Regions from separate parts of the Homo sapiens genome. Here region 1 is linked to region 2. The links are chromatin loops, found by intact Hi-C in ENCODE. Cell type or tissue: GM12878. All regions are shown on one strand. Links, peaks and the distances in the headings refer to the core of each region. The heading gives the core; the rest is flanking DNA.

Region 1 (5,376 bases), core at 101-5,100, 100 kb after region 2:
CCAGCCTCAGACTGGCATCACCCTTGTTATTGATCTTTGTAGCCAAGGATAATCATTTCAAAAACAATTATATAATCCTCATTTTTCCTTTTTTTTTTTTGAGATGGAGTTTCGCTCTTGTTGCCCAGGCTGGAGTGCAATGGCGTGATCTTGGCTCACCGCAACCTCCACCTCCCAGGTTCAAGCGATTCTCCTGCCTCAGCCTCCCAAGTAGCTGGGATTACAGGCATGCGCCACCATGCCCAGCTAATTTTGTATTTTTAGTAGAGACGGGATTTCTCCATGTTGGTCAGGCTGGTCTAGAACTCCTGACCTCAGGTGATCTGCCCGCCTCGGCCTCCCAAAGTGTTGGGATTACAGGCGTGAGCCATCACGCCTGGCCCATTTTTCCTTTAAAAGCCTTTGTCTTCCTTTACCTCCCTGAATATGCACATAGTTTACTATGGTGTTATTATTCCCATTGCAATGCCCTATTCCCGAATAAATGTCATTTTCTATTAGAGAGTCTCTTTCTGTTATTTAAGTTGACAGTACATGTGTGTCTTTCTGAGATAGGGGGTAAAGGACTGGGGAACAGTAGTTGGAGCTCCTGGGATTAGTGCCTCGTGGTCAGGCAGGCTGGTAGAAAAGAGCTGTAAGATTATACTTGCTGGAAGTGTTCCACCGTTGGAGGCTGTGGGTATCTCCAGCTGTTCTCTAAAGTTGGGCTGGAAAGAGTACCGACTCCCCTCATATCTAGAGTGATTTTTATTTTTTTTTGAGACAGAGTCTCACTCTGTAGTCCAGGCTGGAGTGCAGTAGCATGATTTTTTTTTTATTATTATACTTTAAGTTCTAGGGTACATGTGCACAGCATGCAGGTTTGTTACATATGTATACATGTGCCATGTTGGTGTGCTGCACCCATTAACTCGTCATTTACATTAGGTATATCTCCTAATTAGTAGCATGATTTTGACTCACTGCAACCTCTGCCTCCTGGGTTCAAGCGATACTCCCACCTCAGCCTCCCGAGTAGCTGGGATTACAGGGGTGCACCACCACGCCTGGCTAATTTTTGTATTTTTAGTAGAGATGGAGTTTCGCCATGTTGGCCAGGCTGGTCTCGAACTCCTGGCCTCAAGTGATCCACCCATGTCGGCCTCCCAAAGTGCTGGAATTATAGGCGTGAGCCACTGCACCCGGCCCTAGAGTGATTTTAAGGTACACCTGGTTAATTCCTCCTAAAGAGTTTCCCTATAGGTCTTCCATCCTTTATGTCCTAAAATTTCTACAATTGAAGTCACTTGGGCACCAAAGCCTTTGTTGAAATGTATGTTCGGTGACAAATCTGTGCAGGGAGGCCGAGTGAGGCCCCATCATGAATGTTGATTTTATTCTTGAACTGGACATTTCATTTTTTCCCCTAAGAACTGTATTGCTGGCCGGGCGTGGTGGCTCATTCCTGTAATCCCAGCACTTTGGGAGGCTGAGGCAGGCGGATCACCTGAGGTCAGGAGTTCGAGACAAGCCCAGCCAACACGGTAAACCCTGTCTCTACTAAAAATACAAAAAGTAGCTGGGCGTGGTGGCAGGCGCCTGTAATCCTGGCTTCTCAGGAGGCTGAGGCACAAGAATCACTTGAACCCAGGAGGCGGAGGTTGCAGTGAGCCAAGATCGCACCATTGCACTCCAGCCTGGGCGGCAAGAGGTGAAACTCCGTCTCAAAAAAAAACAAAACGAAAGAACCGTATTGCTACTGCTACTATGAACATGGTTGTTGCTTGCTCATAGTTACTCTGGAATAACAAGCTGGTTTCGTGAGCAAGGCACGGTTGGTTACCTAGCCTACACTTTAGGCCTAGTGAATTCTCATTATAACTGCTCCCCCTCATGTGGGGGACCCTTTCTTCACAGAACAGTGAGACATTGTTTTTGAATGATCATCCACATAATTCCTGTATGGATTTTAAAAGCCGATTGTTTAATTGGACGGTGTACTTGTCTATTGTCACTCTAGTACCTGATGAACCACCTGTTCTATATTTCGTTATTATAGCAGTGTTTTTTTTCCTTGAAGCTTCAAATTTCGTTTTCCTTTGTAATTTTCTACATTTTGTATTTGCCTGCTAATTAGATTTAATCCTGATTTTTATTTGTCTACTTGTAGACAAGTGTTTATCTTCTTTATTGTCAGGCCTGAAGTCATTTTCTAATTGGTTTATAATATTTTAATATCCACACAGTTTTGTTTGCCACTAGCAAGATTGTCATCATTAGCATCAGCAACGATTGTTGTAGCGAAAATTGTAATTATATACTGAAGGCCTTGAATTTAGGCCTGGTTCAGGAAGTAGTTTAGGTAAAAAGTTGCAGAATTTAGGAACACGGTCTCACAAAATATTCTCCTCTAAATAATATAGACATTTCCTCATAAAAACTAACAAAAATCCATAGGAGGAAGGACAGATATCCAAGTGACCAAGAATGACAGAGCCTTGAAATCGCGACACTGTTTGGGCCTGCTAAAATGATTTTTTTAGTTTCAACTAAGACCCTAACATCGCTTGGCAATCCTATTGTATGTCCCTGGTCAGCGCATCTTCAGTGTCCTGAAGCAGCCATTTCATCATCATTTCACTCTCCTCTAGCCCCCAACCCCAGCTAGCCCCCTTTTCATCAGAAAGATTGGTTTCCATCTTCACGGAGCAAAATTGAAGCCAACAGCGTGAACTTCAGCCTCACACCAACTGGGCTGCAGATTCAACTCAAATGCAATAGCGCCCCCTTCCTCTCTATAGGAGACACTGCAATGTGCTTCCCTGATCTTCACAACAGAAAGACTCAGTGCCTAACAGTAGAGAGCCCTCAGCTGGTGGACCCCTTTGGGGACAGCCTCAGCTGAAGAAACCCACTTTGCCCAAGGGCATGCCTCCTTCCCAGGACAGCCTGTGTCCAATGAATGACTGATGTGGGGATATAAAGGCCTGGCCCCCTTGTCTCCACTCTTAGCTTCAGAGCTTCCCATAGGTCTGGCTGAGGCCTTTGTTGAATCTGCATTGCAGCCCAATGTCTCCTTTCTCCAGTCCTGCTTCCATTCCTTCCTTTCCACGCGTGATGATCCCAAGAGTACTCCCTAAGAAACCTCCTGCATGCTAATCTCCATCTCAGAGTCTGCTCAGCAAATCCAACCTGCACCACCCTCTCCCCCTCCCCTAACTCCCTCCTCCTGCCCCAGGCTGACACCCACCTCCCCCATGTATTCAGTTCAGTCCTCCTCACTTCCCCTTGGACTTTGCTCTATTACTTACCTCCTCTCTTTCCTGAAGCCTCAACCTTCCCCTCTTTCTCCATCTCTCCTCCTCAGCATGTACATTTGAACTAATGCCTTCAACAAAAACCTTTGACACAGAGCCTACTTCTAGCTTTCATTCTTTCCTCCCCTTCACAGTCTAAGCTTCTTGAAGAGGCCTACTGTGATCTTGCTTCGGTCTCCATCACTGCTGAAATGGTTCTCCTTTTTCAGCCCTGTCTTATTTGACTTCTATGTGAGTGTGGCTCCGATGGCCATCCCCTCTTCCCTTCATTTCTAGGACACTTGGCCCTCTCCCACTTTCTTTTCTTTCTTTTCCTTCCTTCCTTCCTTCCTCCCTCCCTTCCTCCCTCCCTCCCTCTCTCTCCCCCTCTTTCTTTCTTTCTTTCTTTCTTTTTTTCTTGTTTCCTCACTCTATTGTCCACGCTGGAGTGCAGTGGTGCAATCTCGGCTCATTGCAGCCTCCGCCTCCTGGGTTCAAGTGCTTCTCCTGCCTCACCCTCCTGAGTAGCTGTGACTACAGGTGTCCATCACCACGCCTGGCTAATTTTTGTATTTTTTGGTAGAGACGGGGTTTCGCCATGTTGGCCAGGCTGGTCTCGAACTCCTGACCTCAAGTGATCCACCCGCCTGGGCCTCCCCAAGTGCTGGGATTACAGGCGTGAGCCACTGCATCTGGCCCTCACCCACTTTATTTTTTTATTTTACTTACTTTATTTATTTATTTGAGACAGGGTCTTGCTCTGTCACCCAGCTTGGAGCACAGAGGCTGGAGTGTAATGGTGTGATCATTGCCTGCTACAGCCCCAAATTTCCGGCTTCAGGCAATCCTCCCCGCTCTGCCTCCCAATGCACTGGGATTACAGGTGTGAGCCACTGTGCCCTACCCATGAAACACTTTTATATCCGACTATTAGACACCCTACGTTCGTGTCTTACAGGTATCTCAAACCCAGTGTATTCACAATGGCTCTTGTCTTCATTCCCTGCTTCAAACTGGGTCCTCCCTGTGTTCCCGGATTCAGTGAATGCTACTGTGTATCTGGTTACTCAAGCCAGAAAACAGATTTCTCTCAGCACAATCTCTCTCCCTTCTTACTTACTTCCCAACAACCAAAGTAATTTGGTGGCACGTGCCTGTAGTTCCAGCTACTCAGGAGGCTGAGGCAGGAGGATATCTTGAGCCCAGGATGCCAAGGCTGACCTGAGCAACATAGCAAGACTCCATCTCAAAAAAAAATGTAATTTGGATCATGGCATTCTTCTGTTTAAGATGCCCCAGTGGCCCCCTGTTGCCTTTATTTATTTATTTATCTATTTATTTTTGAGACGGAGTCTCACTTTGTTGCCCAGGCTGGAGTGCAGTGGTGCGATCTTGGCTCACTGCAACCTCTGTGTCCTGGGTTCAGGCGATTCACATGCCTCAGCCACCAGAGTAGCTGGGACGACAGGAGCCTACCACCACGCCCGGCTAATTTTTGTATATTTGTAGAGAGGCGTTTCGCCATGTTGACCAGGCTGCTCTCAAACTCCTGGCCTCAGACGATCCACTCACCTCAGCCTCCCAAAGTGCTGGGATTACAGGCGTAAGCCACCGTGCCTGTGGCTGAACTATTTAATAAATGATGAAGTATTGAATAAAAACCCCTTCAATTGGCACCCCTCTCATGTGGCCCTTGCCTGTCTGGTTCCATCGCCCCCGCCCCATCTAGCACTTTATATTCTAGCACAACTGGGCTACTTGAAGTGCTTTGAACATGCTTCATTTTGTCATGTCTTGGGGCCTCCTTTGCATATGTTCTTCTCTCTGCAAAGCTGCCTTGTTCCTCCCTGGTTACTCTTCCCTCCCCCACCCCTTATTTAATCTTCAGGTGTCTTTACAAGTGTCCCTGACTCTCTGAGGTTGACTTAGGCCCTCGCACTTCCTCTCCTCTTTACAGACATCCACTGGATCTCTTGCAGCCTATCCAGTGCCTCTCTTTCTGTGTCTGTCTTTCTATGAGACTGAGTTCCTTGAAGGCAACAGTTTCATCCTGTAATCCCACGACCTGGCACAAGGTTTGGTGCTTGGTTGCCACTTATTA
Region 2 (5,376 bases), core at 115-5,114:
CCTGGCAGGATTCTCCCTGGCAGACCACGAAAGCAATTTCAGACCAACGAGTCAGGGGAGGCTTTGGCTCCCCAGGATCTGAAAGCAGCAAAGGCAACCCGCCCCCTCCTCAAAGCCCTCATTCAAGGGGTGGATCACGAAGGCCACCTAGAATGCAGGCAGAGTGAGGCTTACTGTGCCTCCACATTTTGAAATTGCTTGAGGCACTACTTATAGCTCTCTGCATTTGTAAAAGCGATTCCTTTGTGACCCCCTACATCGTTGCAGATACTCTACCTCAATCATTATTGGTCCTTAGGAGTGCACAGTATATGGATAGTATACACACATCAAAATACGTCAGCCTTCCCATGAAACCTAGAACATAGGCCATTGCAGTGTTTTTTAGATTACTCTTCCCCTAGGAAGTAGACAAAGAATAAAAATAAGATATGAGCATTTGTATAGCTTTTATTACTTTCCAAAGTGTTTTTTTTTGTTGTTGTTGTTTTGTTTTTGTTTTTGTCTTTTGTATAGTATCTCATTTTATACTTACAACAGGTCTGTGAGGTAGAGAAGGAATAATCCCCAGTTTGCAAGATGAGTAAATGGAAGCTGGGCGAGGTGGCTCACTTATGTAATCCTAGCACTTTGGGAGGCTGAGGTGGGAGGATCACTTGAGCCCAGGAGTTGGAGACCAGCCTGGGCAGCATGGTGAAACCCTATCTCTCTATTTTTTTTTTTTTTTTTTAAGAGAGTTGGCTGGGCATGATGGCTCACGCCTGTAATCCCAGCACTTTGGAAGGCCGAGGCAGGAGGATCACCCGAGGTCAGGAGTTCAATACCAGCCTGGCCAACATGGTGAAACCCTGTCTCTACTAAAAATACAAAAATTAGCTGGGCATGGTGGCGGGTGCCTATAATCCCAGCTACTTGGGAGGCTGAGGCAGGAGAATTGCTTGAACCCCAGAGGCGGCGGTTGCAGTGAGCCAAGATCGCACCATTGCACTCCAGCCTGGGTGACAGAGCAAGACTCCATCTCAAAAGAAATAAAAATACACACACACACACACACACACACACACACACACACACACACACACACCAGCTCTGGGCCCAGCTGTGACTCTTTGCAGCCACAGGCAAGTCTGTTGACTTCTCTGTGTTTCTTGGTCTACTCATATGAAATGGGGATCAGTTCTACTTGCTGTATTTATGTCACAGGAATGAAATTTACATGGAAGAGAGGTCAAAGTATTATTTAAGCACAAACCAATGATGGGTTTCCATAGTTCACATTTTCAGGTAACTGTGGTCTGGACCCTAGAACAGAGTTCTGCAATCATCCCCATATGCTCTGCAAACAGGTCTTGCCCCAGAGTACCAGTTAGCTGACTAGGACAGCTCTAAGGATCTCCTGGGGTGAAACCTCAGCCTCCTCTACTTTCCCAATGGGACAGGAAATGCAGTGGCTAGAGCCTGGGGCTCTATCCAGTGGCCTGAGGCCACTTAGAGATTTGTGGAAGGTATTCCTGTACAAGGTATTGGGTGGTGGTGCTGGGGGTGGGTGGTGGTGCTGGGGGTGGGTGGTGGGGGACACTAGTCAGGACCTAGTCATTAAGAAGAGATAGGCCGGGCTCAGTGCCTCACGCCAGTAATCCCAGCACTTTGGGAGGCTGAGGCGGGTGGATCACTTGAGGTCAGGAGTTCGAGACCAGCCTGGCCAACATGATGAAACCCCCGTCGCTACTAAAAATACAAAAATTAGCCGAGCGTGGTGGCAGGCGCCTGTAATCCCAGATACTCAGGAGGCTGAGGCAGGAGAATCGCTTGAAATTGGAAGATGGAGGTTGCAGTGAGCCAAGATCACGGCCACTGCACTCCAGCCTGGGCAAAAGACCAAAACTCCATCTCAACAACAACAACAAAAAAGAGCCGGGTGCAGTGGCTCACGCCTGTAATCCCAGCACTTTGGGAGGCCAAGGCGGGCAGATCATGAGGTCAGGAGATCGAGACCATCCTGGCTAACACGGTGAAACCCCGTCTCTACTAAAAATACAAAAAAATTAGCCGGGTGTGGCGGCGGGCTCCTGTAGTCCCAGCTGCTGGGGAGGCTGAGGCAGGAGAATGGCGTGAACCCGGGAGGCAGAGCTTGCAGCGAGCCGAGATCGCACCACTGCACTCCAGCCTGGGTGACAGAGCAAGACTCTGTCTCAAAAAAAAAAAAAAAAAGAAAGAAAGATAAAATGTATTTTTGTGGTTGTTGATCATTATTTTGCTGGCTAATGCCACTGCTGCCATCATGTGGGAGTGTGTGTGGAGTGTATGAGAGAGAAAGCATGTTCCCCGGAGCCAATGCAATAAGACCTTAAGACCATCTAACATAGCTATATTCTAATTTAGCCATTAGTCCTCATTACTTAATTTTCTTCTGACTTTTTTTTTTTTTTGGTACATTAATCTATCCATTCATTAACTCAGCTTCTCTTTTCATTTTCAGTTTGGGCTTCCTGTAGACACCCTTTTCCTGCGCAACAGAGCTGGGCCTCCCTTTCTCTAATTTCCCCCTTAACATGCCTGGGGGGCATACAATCCAACCCGCGCCCTCTCCTCTCTTCCTGCCAAGGTTTATAGAAACCTGAGAATCTGAGGGTGATGTCTGGCCGCTGGTCAAGAAGCCAACAGTCATGTGGCTCGCAGATGCATCCTGCATCCCAGTCCCCCTCCCAGCACCCCCAGCCATCCCCCCTGTCTTCCCCCACATCTTTGCCAGAGGTGTGACATGGTCAGGGGGCCCATCTGCTACTCTTTCCCACCAGCTCCCCTGTTCCAGTTCTGGTTGCTGTTAGTTTCCCTGAGGTATTTGCAACCACCATGGCTGGGTAACCACCGATCAGCACAGCTGTCCCCTTGGTCTCCTGTATCCCAGTCACTAGTCCTCCCTGGTCCACCCCACCCTCATCCTCAGGAGCCACAGCCATTTCTTAGAGGGTTTCAAAAGGACAGCCTTTGGCGCCTTTTCCTTCTAACCTTTGAGTCCAGCCCTTTCCAGTTTTCATTCACTCGAAGTAACTGCACTCAAGCTGTGCTCAAAATCGGCAACGCATTTATTTACACCAAGCCCTTCCCATAAAACACAACTGCTGAAGAAAATAGCAGACGTTTCCCCTCTCTCTAACTCTGGGTATCCCACAGATGCAAAAGGGAGAATAAACCTGAATATTATTACCAGCCTAGAGTCTTGAATGATAGCCTTACCGAATTCTTCTTGTGAGGTATTTCAGCATCTCGGGGGGTAATTTCCGGAAGGGCTCCATACTGTCCCAATAAGGTGAGGCCAGTAGCAGGAATAATAAATCCCACTTTGTAGGCTGGAAAACTGAGCTGTCAAAAGAATCAAGTGTTTGGGGGTTTGCTCTGATGAGTCTTCTAGTTCATTTGGTGAATGTCATGATGATTTTTAACATGCATTTTGCATGCATCCCCCAATAAGAAGAGATGAGACTCGGCCGGAGAGAAGAAAAGGCCCTTAACTTTCTTTCCAATTTAAGGAGTTGAGAGTTTAAAAATATTCCAGCCCTAAGTTTTTATCATGGGTCCCATCTGATAGTGGCTTTGGGAACCTCTGTGAAGTAGAGAGCCCTCCCTTGTCAGGGTTATGAGGCACAGTGGCCTTTGGTGTTTGGCCAGTGACAGTGTGAGAGATGGAGTTGACCTGGCAATGATCTGTGGCTAACATGCCGTCTCTCTGCCCTTCCTTTGCAGTAATCCATGGCTGTGTACTGAATAGTATTCCCCGCTACAGCTGGACTGGACTCCATTTAGCCTTTTAAGCCGAGGTTCCTATTTTAACTGACAGCTTTCCTTTGGGGTGCCAGGCAGCGAGGCCCCCCACCCCTATCCTGCCATGTACTTCAAGCTCACTTCTTCTTTTTGAGTTCCGCAACTTGCTCCTGCCTCCCAGCCCCACTGGCACTGACCATGACCACCTACTTCTATTTTTTTTTTAGAGTTTCTTTTTTTGATCACTTACTTTCAAAGCACACAGTCAAACAAGGTTATGCCAAATTTCCAGGCCTTTTTGAAGTATTGAGAAGGGGAAGGGGATTTCTCACTTCAATTATAGATCATAATAGGAAGCAAAAAGAAAAAAATGAAAAGCAAACATATGCACGCACTTTTCTTGTTGACAAAGCAAGAATATAGGTTTGCTGTGTAGGTTTGGTGCTCTATTGATTGGTGAGTGACCAGAGCAAGTATGAAGGTGATGCTGCCAAAGCACAAGCCAGTTTCTTGGGAAAATTCAAGTTACAGTGGAGTATTTTTTTGAAGACCATATGCTTGGAGGTAGAAACAAACCAACGACCAAAAAAAAAAAAAAAAAAATCTGCTCAGATACTCAGCCAGTAGCTCAGAGAGATGCTGAGTTAGGCCTGTCAGGTCTCCTTGGGAAAGGCTTCATATTTGCAACTTTGATGATTCTATGTCCAGCTTCAGAGCTGCTTTCCCAGAAATTCACGCTTAAACAACCAACCGGTAACCACCACTTCCCCACACCGCCGCCCGGTAATTATTTGCATTACAAACCGGAGGCGCCCTCATTTGCATTTGTGTACAGATTAACTAGTTAAGGCTTGAGAAGCTCTGAATAATTCAAAAGTATTAGACCCACACAGCCTTGGAGAGACCTTCAGAAACTAAGGAGGAGTTTTATATTAAGGGAGACATTTTAGTCAGTAAGACGATATAACCTACTTACTCCGTAAGGGGAAATGAAGGCCCAGAGAAGGGAAGGGACTTGACCGAGGTCCCACTTCTGTTTCGAGGCAGAAGCCAGACTAATTTTCATGCCTCCTGACTCCCAATCAGTTTCACAAAGGGATTCAATCTGTTTATATACGTTACATTCCTGGATACGAGGTCTTTTGATGTTCAGAGTAACTGACTAGTTAGTATTAGAAGACCCTCGAGGTTTTTTTCCACAGAAAAACATCTGAAGATGGATTGGGTGAGGGCTGGCAAAACGAAGGCATGCCGGGCCAGCTCCTTAACCCAATGACCCAGTGATGCTGCAAGGCTGGAACGGGGTCCAGGAGACTGTGTGTAACAGGTGCCCTAGGTGACCCTTATAATCAGGGAAGTTTGGTGAACAAAAATCGAACCCATGAGTGAACATAAATTAAAAAGTTGATCAACCTATTAAAATGTGTATTTCATTGGGTAGCTTTTCTCACTGTAGACAGATTTTTTCCTTCTTCAATGAAAAGGCTTTTAAATTAGTACAACTGTTACTATTTAAAAAAAAAATACCCTAAGTACTCTGTTTACTTCTGGTGAAACAAAACCAGTCATTAGAAATGGTCTGTGCTTTTATTTTCCCAGACTGGAGTGGCTTTT

What was found. A loop is a pair of places that touch in the nucleus more often than their neighbours do. Peaks named below come from ENCODE experiments on the same cell type or tissue, not always from the same donor. Only the 100,000 strongest peaks of a DNase experiment are listed, where the experiment ranks them.
Region 1: a loop joins it to region 2, with 6 times the contacts of the local background. A loop is called at or near these places in 21 of 110 quality-filtered maps.

Annotation. Positions count from the first base shown.
Region 1 is chrX:119,513,843-119,519,218 of GRCh38, reverse strand. No RefSeq gene overlaps it. Among named protein-coding and RNA genes, the nearest start is that of SLC25A5-AS1, 47 kb to the right of the region's middle. In GM12878, for the core only: a CTCF peak has its summit at 2,782; a DNase peak (open chromatin) is centred at 2,738.
Region 2 is chrX:119,617,155-119,622,530 of GRCh38, reverse strand. It overlaps SEPTIN6 (septin 6), which reads left to right. Exons shown (of 11, transcript NM_145799.4): 11 at 2,480-5,376. Among named protein-coding and RNA genes, the nearest start is that of NKRF, 13 kb to the right of the region's middle. In GM12878, for the core only: a CTCF peak has its summit at 2,276 (motif pointing left); a DNase peak (open chromatin) is centred at 4,542; H3K4me3 peaks cover 746 bases; H3K27ac peaks cover 2,850 bases.